Regions from separate parts of the Homo sapiens genome. Here region 1 is linked to region 2. Evidence: read pairs that join two places in POLR2A ChIA-PET (ENCODE). Cell type or tissue: A673. All regions are shown on one strand. Each heading gives the region's core, and the rest is flanking DNA. Links, peaks and the distances in the headings are about the cores only.

The links. Peaks named below come from ENCODE experiments on the same cell type or tissue, not always from the same donor. Only the 100,000 strongest peaks of a DNase experiment are listed, where the experiment ranks them.
Region 1: POLR2A ChIA-PET joins it to region 2 with 5 read pairs; 1 of 35 experiments calls an interaction of 5 or more read pairs at or near these places.

The regions. Positions count from the first base shown.
Region 1 is chr5:138,608,625-138,614,010 of GRCh38, reverse strand. It overlaps the pseudogene RPL10AP10. Among named protein-coding and RNA genes, the nearest start is that of HSPA9, 36 kb to the right of the region's middle. RefSeq lists enhancers at 2,526-3,158, 3,159-3,791, 3,792-4,424. In A673, for the core only: CTCF peaks have their summits at 2,661 and 3,409; a DNase peak (open chromatin) is centred at 2,600; H3K4me3 peaks cover 996 bases; H3K27ac peaks cover 833 bases.
Region 2 is chr5:140,292,519-140,297,904 of GRCh38, reverse strand. All of the region lies in intron 2 of PFDN1 (prefoldin subunit 1), which reads left to right. Among named protein-coding and RNA genes, the nearest start is that of PFDN1, 7.9 kb to the left of the region's middle. In A673, for the core only: no CTCF peak of the experiment used is centred there; a DNase peak (open chromatin) is centred at 2,294; H3K27ac peaks cover 1,323 bases.

The DNA of each region.
Region 1 (5,386 bases), core at 170-5,169, 1.7 Mb after region 2:
CACTAAGTCAGATAAGCTGTTAAAAGTCATTGCAGGCCTTTAAATTTTTTTAAAAAAATACAGCCTTGCTATTTTTTAAAAGTATTGCCTCTAAGAGTTGCTTTAATAAGTTGCTAGAAAGGAGTGATTTATAAGTACCATATTGTTGGAATGCAAATAGATACTTCAAAGAGGTAAAAGTAACTTGTTTTCTTGAGTGGGATAAATATTTCCCTTGGGATCTTGTTTACAAACTCAAATATTTTGTAAGCAAATAATGCTAAGAGAAACTCTAGCCCTTACTTTGGTGAAATGCTCACAAAACTGTATTCTGAGCTTTGAGTAAATGAGGTTTTTTTGTTTTTTTTTAATTTCACTATTTATTGAGTTTTAAATACTCTAAGTTGTAGTTCATATATAACATAAATAGCTCTGTGAAAGGAAGAAAAACTATATTTCAGGTACTTTTGAGGTTATTAAGCTCAGAAAACCCTGGGAAAATGAACTTGAATCTATGGAAATATTTGTTAATCTCACAAATCTACCAGTTCTTTTCTCCACTCGAAAGTTAATTCATATACACCATGAAATACTATGCAGGCATAAAAAAAGAAGGAGATCATGTCCTTTGCAGGAGGAGCCGGAGACCATAATTCTTAGCAAACTAACACAGGAACAGAAAAGCAAACACTACATGTCCTCTTATAAGCGGGAGCTAAATGATGAGAACACATGGACACAAAAAGGGAAAAAATGAACACTGGAGATTACTGGATGGTGGAGTGTGAGAGGGAGAGGATCAGGAAAAATAACTAATGGGTACTAGGCTTAATACCTGGGTGATCAAATAATCTGTACCACAAAGACCCATGACTTAGATTTACCTATATAACAAACCTGCACATGTACCCCTGAACTTAAAATAAAAGTTACAAAAAGAGCTAAGCATTCTGGGGGAAAAAAATTCATAATTTTTGAGTAAGCTTCGTACAATTTTCCACAGCAGCTGAATCATTTTACTTCCCAATGAATTTGCCAACTCTTACCTTTTGTTTCCCTTTATAGTAGCCATCCTAATAGACGAGATGACATCTCACTATGGTTTTGATTTGCATTTCTCTAACAGTTAGTGTTGTTAAGCATCTTCTCATGTACCTTTTGGCAATGTGTATGTCTTCTTTGGAAAAATGTCTGTCATATAATCCAACAATCCCACTTCTGTATTTTTATCCAAAACAATTGAAATCAAGATCTCCAAGAGATGTCTGCATTTTCCTGATTATTGCATTATTTACAATACACATGATATGGAAACTAATGCCCATCAATAGATAAGCAAATACAGCAAACATGGCATATACATACAATAAAATATTATTTGGCCTTAAAAAGAAGAAAATTCTGTCATATATGACAACATGGATGAATTTGGGGTACATTATACTAGGTGAAATAAGACAGTCACAGAAGCACAAACTGCACTGTTCTCCTTACACCAATTATCTGAAATAGACTCATAGAAACAGAAATGAGAATGGTGCTTGTCAAGTGCTGAGGGATGGGGGAAATAGGGAGTTGCTGTTCAACAGGTATAAAACTTCAGTTATGCAAGATGAATAAGTTCTAGACCTCTGTTCACCATAGCACCTATAGTTAATATAGTTAATATTACTGCATTGTGTATTTAAATTTTTGTTAAGACCGTAGATCTCATGCTACGTGTTCCAACTACAATAAAGACGTCAATTCACAGTGAATATATCATTATAAATAGATATTTATATTTTCTCCGTGAAGCTTCATGTAATATTAACTAACTTCTTAAGAATATTTAATGGTGTTCCAGCTACCTGCGAGTAAATGAAGTTTTTACCCTGCAGAAAAGGAGTCATTGCCCAAATGAAATACCCTGATTTCAAAAGCATGAGGAAGAAGTGTCAATCTGGAGGTTTTTCATTGTATACATGTTTATTCTAATGCCGCGCAATATTGGGTAATGGCCAACCTATTGCACAAACATTTTTCAAGTATTCATGTGTAGACTATCTAAGGGCAGCTGTCTAACCAATCTTGTATATGATTCTTTTTGTTCTGTCTGCTTTTATCTTTACTGTTTCCCAACACACACATGCACGCCCAATTCACATCCACACTCAGACACACATTTACTCACAGGCATGCATAAACTAACACACTAACACACACATTCTCTCTCTTTTTTGTTCTCTTCTACACACACATACACATACACACCCACTTAGCCCAGAGCAAGCAGAGCCCAGAACTGTGTCTTCTGGTGGCTACGGAAAGATCCCATGACCCCTCTGAAAAGCATCTCTTTGTTCCCTTTCTCCCCTCACTGTAATGTTTCCTTTTCCTGAATATCACGCAGCAAGGGGCGGGGAGGGAAGGAAGGGAGAAAGGAAGGAAAGGAAACCGTGGTCTCCCCCCAGCCCAGCAGTGCAGGCTGTGAGAAGCAGAAGGCTCCTGCTCCTGGGTGCTGGCATCTCTCCTGCCATTTTTTCTGAAACTTTGGGGTGTTTTTCTCTCCGCAGCACCCACGCTCCCCTCCCTTTCTGCCAAAGCTCCTTGTTGTGACAGAGCGAGCGGCTGGTGGGTGGGGGGAGGGGAATCAGCTAGGTGGCCTCCTGGCTGAGTTACAGCTCCCCCTCCAGGAGCAGGGAGGGCGGAGATGAGACCACAGACAAATCCTAGAAGCCCCCCTAGTGCTGACCCCCCTACATACCCAGAGCGTCTGTACACCCCCCAACACCCACCCATACACACACACACATACACACACACACACACACACACACACCCCAGATGAGCGTGGCAGGCACAGCCACACAGTAACACTCAGGCAGGAAACCCCATGTCACATTGGCATGGGTCTGCCCAGAAGCAATCCATGCCCCACGCCCCCTCCTTTGATCTCTCACCCCTCTGCTGGGCCAGAGAATGTTGCTGGGTGCTGGGCCTTGGGTGCATGGACTCCGATACCACCGGCACTTCAAGCACAGGGACCACCAGCGGCAGCGCCAGCGACTGCCCAACCCCCTCCTCCCAGGGCTCCAGCAGCACACCCTGAAAAACACAGACACAGTCCTGCTTGGGGGGCGGGGCAGAGGAAGTGTGGGGTACATCTCATGGGCTGTGGCCTCGCTCCCCTCGGGTTCAGCTGATGGCCAGCAGTCCCTGGGTTTGTCTGAGAGAGAGATATCACTACAAGAGGGAAGGAGAAAGGATTCAAGGACCTCTCAGAGCTCTCTCAAAACTCCAAGAGAACCAGCCAGTGAGAGCCAAGTGACGGTCCTGAGTACCGGAGGACCCGGCGTTGCCAAGCTAGATCCTGGGTCAGAAAAGTCAAAGGACATTCCCTACTGTGCGGGGATAAAACATGTGACTCTGTGGGCTCAGCTGCAAGTACCCAAAGATGGGCCGCATCATTTTCCTTGCTGGCCACTGGAGGGCCAATACCCTGCCCTCCTCCCTCCCCAAGACCTTCTCTTTATCCGGCTGCTTCTCTGGTCCCTGTGCTTTAAGCACATTATTTTATTTTAATTTTCATAACTCCACAGGGTGTTACTGTAGAAAAAAAAAAACTTGTGGTTCAGGAATTTTACATGATTTGATCAAGATTACAGCCAAGCGCGCGGTGGCGTGTGCCCGGAGTCCCAGCTACTTGGGAGACTGAGGCAGGAGGATCACTTGAGCCCAGGTCAGGAGTTGGAGTCCAGTCTTCAGCCTGGGTAATATAGCGAGACCTCATTTCTGTCTCTCCGAGAGAGAGAGAGAAAGAGAGAGAGACGGAGAGAGAGAGACAGAGAGAATACACAACTAGCAAGTGAGGGAGCCAGGGTTCGCCCCCATGCCTGGGTAACTCGTAACCTTGGCCCTTCCCACTGCTTCTCAGGAGCGCGCCACTGGAACCTTCCCAGCTTCCTCTGAGTGAGCTGGAGAGGGAGTGTGGTGTTGAAGAGAGTGTTGGGGGAGGTAGAAGAGGCATCTGCCTACTGACTTTCTTCCAAGGGAACAAAAGTAGCGCAGCCTGGGAACCCTCTGCGCTGTCTTGCAAGCCTTGGGAGGCAGTGCCCAGTGGCTCGGGTGATTCCTCTAGTGCCATTTCTCCTTCAGGACCCCACACTTTCTTGGCCAGTGTGCTACATGGCTGCAAAAAGCCCAGCCCTGGACAGGCAAAGAATGTGTTGATTCAGAAACAGTTTTTAAATTAATAAGCACGTGGTGATTCAGGCTGTTTGTTCAGGGCAACGTGCTGCCTAAATTGGAATGTGCCAAACTCCGTTCTCCCACTTTCCCCCACCTCCTCCGCCTCTCCAGGTCCTGGCTGTTCCCCATGTCATTCTGGTAGTCAGAATTCCGGTTCCTCCATACCCTCAGGCAAGGCAATTATTAGTCTGCAAAGCCCAACTTGCCAACTGAGCAGCTTCCCTGGGCTCTGAGGTCTCTCCTGGGTGTGTGTGTGTGTATGTGTGTGTGTGTGTGTGTGTGTGTGTGTGTGTGTGTAAAGTACTTTTTCTTCTTAAATTGAAAAGTGATTAATCCATCGGTTCTCCTCTCTTCTGGAACGTGTCCTAGGAGGACAGGTACTACTCAGTTTCATATCTGCTGTCAGGAGGTCGGCATGAGCAGCTCCTCCTTGAGGCAAGAACTACAGGTTGGGCTGTCTTGAGGATGATCAAACTGGAAATTATTCTTCCCAGAGGGGCTGCCATCAGAAGTTTATCTCATCTGATCTCCCTTCAAATAGAGTTGCTCTTCTCTTCAGCCCAGACAAACATAATACATTCAAATATTCATTTGACAATTATTTATTGAGTCTTTATGAGCCAGAAATGGTTCCAGGTGTAGGCATATGGTGGTAACGAGACAGAGAGGCACCCTACTCTCATGGGGCTTGCATTCTAGTATGTGGGGGTGGGGAGAGGCAGATAAGAAATGAGGAAACCAATAATTAATGCCAGGATATATATCAAATAAGATATGATAGAGCAGGGATCAGATCAGCAAGCTATAGTCATGGGCCGAATCTGCCTACCACCTGTTTTGTAAACAAAATTTATAAAGTAAATAAAGAGGCTGGCACAGTGGTTCATTCCTGTAATCACAGCATTTTGGGAGGATTACTTGAGGCCAGGAGTTTGAGACCATCCTGGGTAACATAGCGAGATCCCCTATTCCTGCAAAATAAATATTTTTTAAAATACCCAGGCAAACCTGGTGGGCACACAGCTGTGGTCCTAGCTACTTGGAAGGCTGAGGCCAGAGGATCATGAAGTTACAGTGAACTGTGATCGCACCACTGCACTCCAACCTGGGCAAAAGGGTAAGACCCTGTCTCTAAAAAAGAAAGAGAGAGAGAAATAGAGATAGAAAAAAAAGGAAG
Region 2 (5,386 bases), core at 112-5,111:
TGTTTGCAATAGCTAAAGAATTCCTTTTTCAAAATAGAAAAAACGTTTTACTCCCTTTGGGCTTTTGAGCTACAGTGAAGTTTTAATTTTTAATTAGAATAGTTTCATTTATTAAACGTTCTGCAGAAGTGTTAGGAGAGTTGTTTTTTGTACATATTTTCCAAAGTGCTACAGATAAGTTGTTTTCCATACCAAGAATTTTGGAGTTTAAAGGCTAGGATATGAATTAATAAATAGTAGAATGGTATTATTTCCAGAAGGTTTATTTCATATAAATTACGTTTCTTAAAAGAAGTGTGGAGTTTTAAATGTTTGGATAAAGTTGAGCTTCTACATGATTTCAGACTTCTGTTTTAAATTTGACTTTAGTGCTGTCTGCATCTCACCGGGAGTATGAGTTTGACCCTGTATTGTAGGGGCATGTAAGGTGAATAGCGTTTGTTGTTTGGCTAGCGTATTAGTGCCCTGAGAGGAAGAAAAGACTTGCTGAGTATTAGTCTGGTCATGAGGATGTTCTCTTTCTTGATGCTAAACCTGAGATATCTATTTCTGAATTTATAGTCGAGTAATTTTGGGTATCATTGTGATTCACTTCTTTAATTCTAGTCTTTACCTTACTTTGTTTTTTCTTTTCCATTTTGAGTGTTATTTGGGAATTCTGACTAGAATATTACTTTTTCCCAAATTTTCATTTTAAAACCGTAATAAAATGGTTATAATAAAATCCAAAACTTCATTTTTCTTTTAGAACATGCAGTAGATTTTCCCATTGCTGAAATTCAGGTCTCATTGCTTCTTGCCTGGACTTTTATGATAGCATCTTAACTGTTCTTTCTTCCTGCCTTCATTCTGTCTGTCCAAATCCATTCTTCACATATCTTTCAGAATTAATCACATCAATATTCTTCCTAAAGTCCTTTGTTCATCCTCTGTTGTCCACAGGATAAAATCTAAACTTGTTGGCCTTGCATTCATGGTTATTCATAATCTGTTCTTAATTTACCCTTTGCCTCAAGTCCCACCACTTTCTTTTTCCAGGGTTAGGATAGCATGTATATTTCATCTCATGGACCTACCTCCTTCTACTAGTTTGTGTTATATGTTGAGAAGAATTTTGAGATGTCAAATGGGTTTTAAACATGCTTTAATTGATTAGTGATGTCTGTTACACAGTGAGGGTAGAAGAGTAGTAGCACATGTACTAGAAATTGTTATCCTACCCTTGCCACATAGGTTTCCTCACACATGTTATGTTTTTGTGCTTTTTTGCTTTTGCTCAGTCTTTGGCGAATAACATTGTCCTTGGCTGGCAATATTCCTCTTTTCCTTGTGAAATTCTTATCCTTCAAGACATAGCTCTACTCTTACTTTGCCTCTGAAGATTTTTTCAGCCCCTGGGGCAGACTCATTCACTCTTTCCTTGGCGATAGTAGGGCTTTTGTTCCTACAGCTAGTAAAGCACATTGAGTGTGTAGGTGTGTTTAAATGGGTCGGTCTTCCCAGCCAGATTGTCAGCTCTGGGAGACCATGTATATATATTATCTTTGTTTCCTCATTCTCAGTATAATGTCTGGCACAAAATAGCTATTAAATGTGTATTGATTTGAATTGAATCTGATTCTTTTTTCTGGCCTAAAATAACTTTTTTCTTTTGGTTTCTTAGAAAAAAAAGTATTTTAGAAAGTGTTAGAGACTTAAGAATGAGTTTATTATCCTATTTTAATATATGATCCATGTAAGATGAAATTATAAAAGTAACATATATTTTGACTAAGGTCAAAAAAATTATATCTGACCAAAATCACGTCCTCTGATCTGACAGGATTAATTCTTCATTAAATATATTGAGAAGGTTGTCTAATTCTAAATACCAGCCAGTTGAAGAGACACTCAGAACTAAAAATATAGAAAACCCAAACCTTAAAGATTATGCTTGAGGGTAGTATAATCCTTAGAGAATAAAGGCTATTTTATGCATAATAATATCAATGTATTTTTATCCATTTTACCTTCCTCATCTTCACACAGAATGTAAGTCAGATTTTTTTTTTTTAGGGTATGTATTTAGTTAAACAAATCATTGCAGACCCAGATATCTTTCATTTCATAAGTATGGACACATTTTGTAGTGTTAAATACCTCTTATACATGGCTATTTTTGGTTTAAAACAAGGAAAGTCAAGCTACAGGATAAGAGATGATGAATTGCTATATACTGTAAGCTCTGAGTATTTGTTGCTCAAAGCTATATTCCATCCAGTCTTTTGGCGTGTTGCCAGCACATTTTAGTTCTCTTACTTCATCTTCTTTAGAGAGGCTGTTATGTAGCCTGATACTACTACCACCAATTTCTAGTTTTGCTACTTAAGCTGTTTGTGAGCTGACCTCACCATACTGCTTTGAGAACTATGATGAAAGTTACAACTGGGGAATGATCTGTCTGAGTATTTGGAAGTGTTTGTCTTTGCATCTTTCTAGCATGCAAGGAGGGAATAGACAAATCTTAAATGTTATGTGAATATTTCTTGTATATATTTTTTCATGGATAAAAATGTTTATAATTGCTTGTGGGGGTTTTCTTCCTTTTCTACTTTGCATAGTAGAGGATAGGAGTATTTTTAAAATAAGAATTATATTTGAAAGTGCATATAAATGACATTTAACCATACTAGTGTTTGAAAGGACCATCATTAGAATAAATGTCAAACTTACTTTTATGAACAATAAGTATGATCCTAACCCTGATTTGATGTCAGATCTATTATTTGAACACCCTTTTTGCTTGAGCATTACATAAATAACATTTCTTTTTTCCAAAAGAGACAAATTAACTTTTTTTTTAATATGAGGAACTTGAGTAGATTAGCCTTTAAAAAGAACAATTAGTGCCTTTTTAAAACTTGAACCTAACTAAAAATAACTTTGTACCATATTTAAACTAATTTAGAGGTATGCTACCATTCTGTGGGTATTTTTTACATTTAAGGAACTAAGAATGAACAATGGTATAAATCTGCCAACTAGATAAGTGTCTAGCAATGCAAAAATTGCTGTTTGGGAGCGGTGTTACTATTTCTACTTGTTGAAGTAATTTAATGGTTGATCTCTAACGGTTGAAAGATCCAGAAGTGTAAAACTTAAGATAAATGTGGCATAAGTAGAAAGTGAAACAGTAGGTGTATTCCTGATAGGTAACAATTAAAAAAAATCTAAATAGTTAAGCAGTTTTTCAACTGTTTAGGTTGTAGAAATCTGAACTCTTTATGACAGCTTGGCTGAACTGCCCTTTGTTTAGAATGTTATGTTGGTTTTGTTGTGATTGTATTTCTTAGTTTGGATGTTGACCTATAATTTGAATCGTGGCATTTAGTAAAGGTGGGATGAAATATATGCAGCTTCCCTTAGTTATGTTAAATGTTAATAGAAAGGGGTATGCTCATACTGCTTCAAGTTTTGCAGCCCTTTTACAATTTCATGTAGCTATAGAGTTGGTCTTCCAGTCAATTTCAGGTAATTTTAAAACTGAAGAAATGGTCATACTATATTTTATTGCTAAGAGATTAGGAAATGAAATTTAAAAAATCTTAGTATAGTAAATATTATTGATATTGTTGATAAATACTGTTGATATTACAGTGAAAATAGTTTATATTGTTGCTCTCAGCAGAATCAAATTTGGATATTTTATTTAGTGCATACTACAGGGGAAAAAATAATGTGTGAGATTACTTTTGGTGTGAGAGTCACATTGCAAATGCCAATTTATAAATTCATTTTATACCCTCTTTAAAGGTATTAATCTGTATTTTAGAGAAAGTGAAGCAAAGATAGTTGTCAAAAGTAAGATGAGATTACTTTTTAGATTTTACTTGAAGAAAGAGAAGTTCTTGGTGTTCAGCTGCTTTTACTAATAGAACATGACCCACCCTTCTTGTGTTTTTATACAGAGCCATTTAAAGTCATGGCTTTCATTGCCCAGAGTTCTAAGGGAAAACAACAACATCTTTTCCTGTTGTGCAGGGAAAAATGACTTAAGTTTTGTTGACGCTGAATATGTATATAACCCCAGATGGGCACACATTCCTCTTGCACAGATTTAGTACTCTGGGGAGAGGAGATTTTTAAGTCATATTCTTAATTTCCTTAAGTTGTCAGTGATTTAAAAACTTGATGTTCATTATAACTCTGCTCTACTGCTGTCTAGAATGACATCACTGTTTTTGTGCCAGAGGGAGTTAACAAACATTTGCGTAAGAATTACATAGTCCTGTTTCTTCTGCAGACGAGTACTTTTTAATAATTATTTCCCTGCTTCCCCTCCCATATGCCCCAGTCTAAAGATTCTCACCAAAACACAGGAAATTAATTTTGAAAATGTTATGCTAATTAGATGTCTATTGTTAAAAAAGGGAAAAGTCTGTTATCTTGGAGAGTACAAACATACTAAAATAAACTTGCTATGGGGTTACTTATTTTAGGCTTTGGACCTGTTTTAAAAACATAAATGTAATTGATTCATTTAGCTACTTGGTGGACTTTGCTTGCTTCTGCATTTCCTGACATCAAAAGACCTGGCCTTTTTTTTTTTTTTTAACTGACAAAGGATTAAACAAAATCAGCCTTTGTTGTATGAAAAGTAGCAGTCATTTGCGGGATACTACAGTGTTTTCCAGTCAATGATAAGCAACTGAGCGAAAGGTGAAAAGTACCATTTGCTTGCTGTTCCTATGTAAAAATATTAAGGTAGCAGCAGTCTTGAACTGTTAACTTTGTCACTGAGGAATTGTGTGCTGTAACTGACTTAATTAGCTGAATTTCTCTGAAAACAGTCAATTTTAAGCCATACCAAGAATTTTCTGATTTTAGCTGCCACTTATCTCATAGTGCAAAGTTAGGAATAACTTACTATCTAATCTGAGAGAGAGGACTGAAATGTTCATGTCAAGGAACATAATCTGCTTAATGAAATATCCAAGAAGGAGCTCAGAAAAATATTGACTTAGAAGGTGAGTCAGTTCATATATATGAACACGCACTTGGTAATGCCTTTTGTCATTCTTTTTTATTTATAATATCAGAAATTGCTGTTAACTGCAAATATACTTTACTCTGATGAAATACTTAGGATTACTAGTGTGTTACATGTACCATTAGTGCCCATGCTTTTGTGAAGAGTGTATCCTTATTTCATTTATATAATTTAAGTTCAAATGGACCTGTCTGGGAGAATGTTACTTCATTGTCCTGGCCAGGAACTCTTATTACCAACTCTTGTTTTGCAGTAGATCAGTTGTCTTGAAATGAACTACATTACTTGGAAGCTACTATGCTTTTCACTTTGAAGAGGACTTGAAGTATTCTGATACCAAAATTGGTACAGCAACAG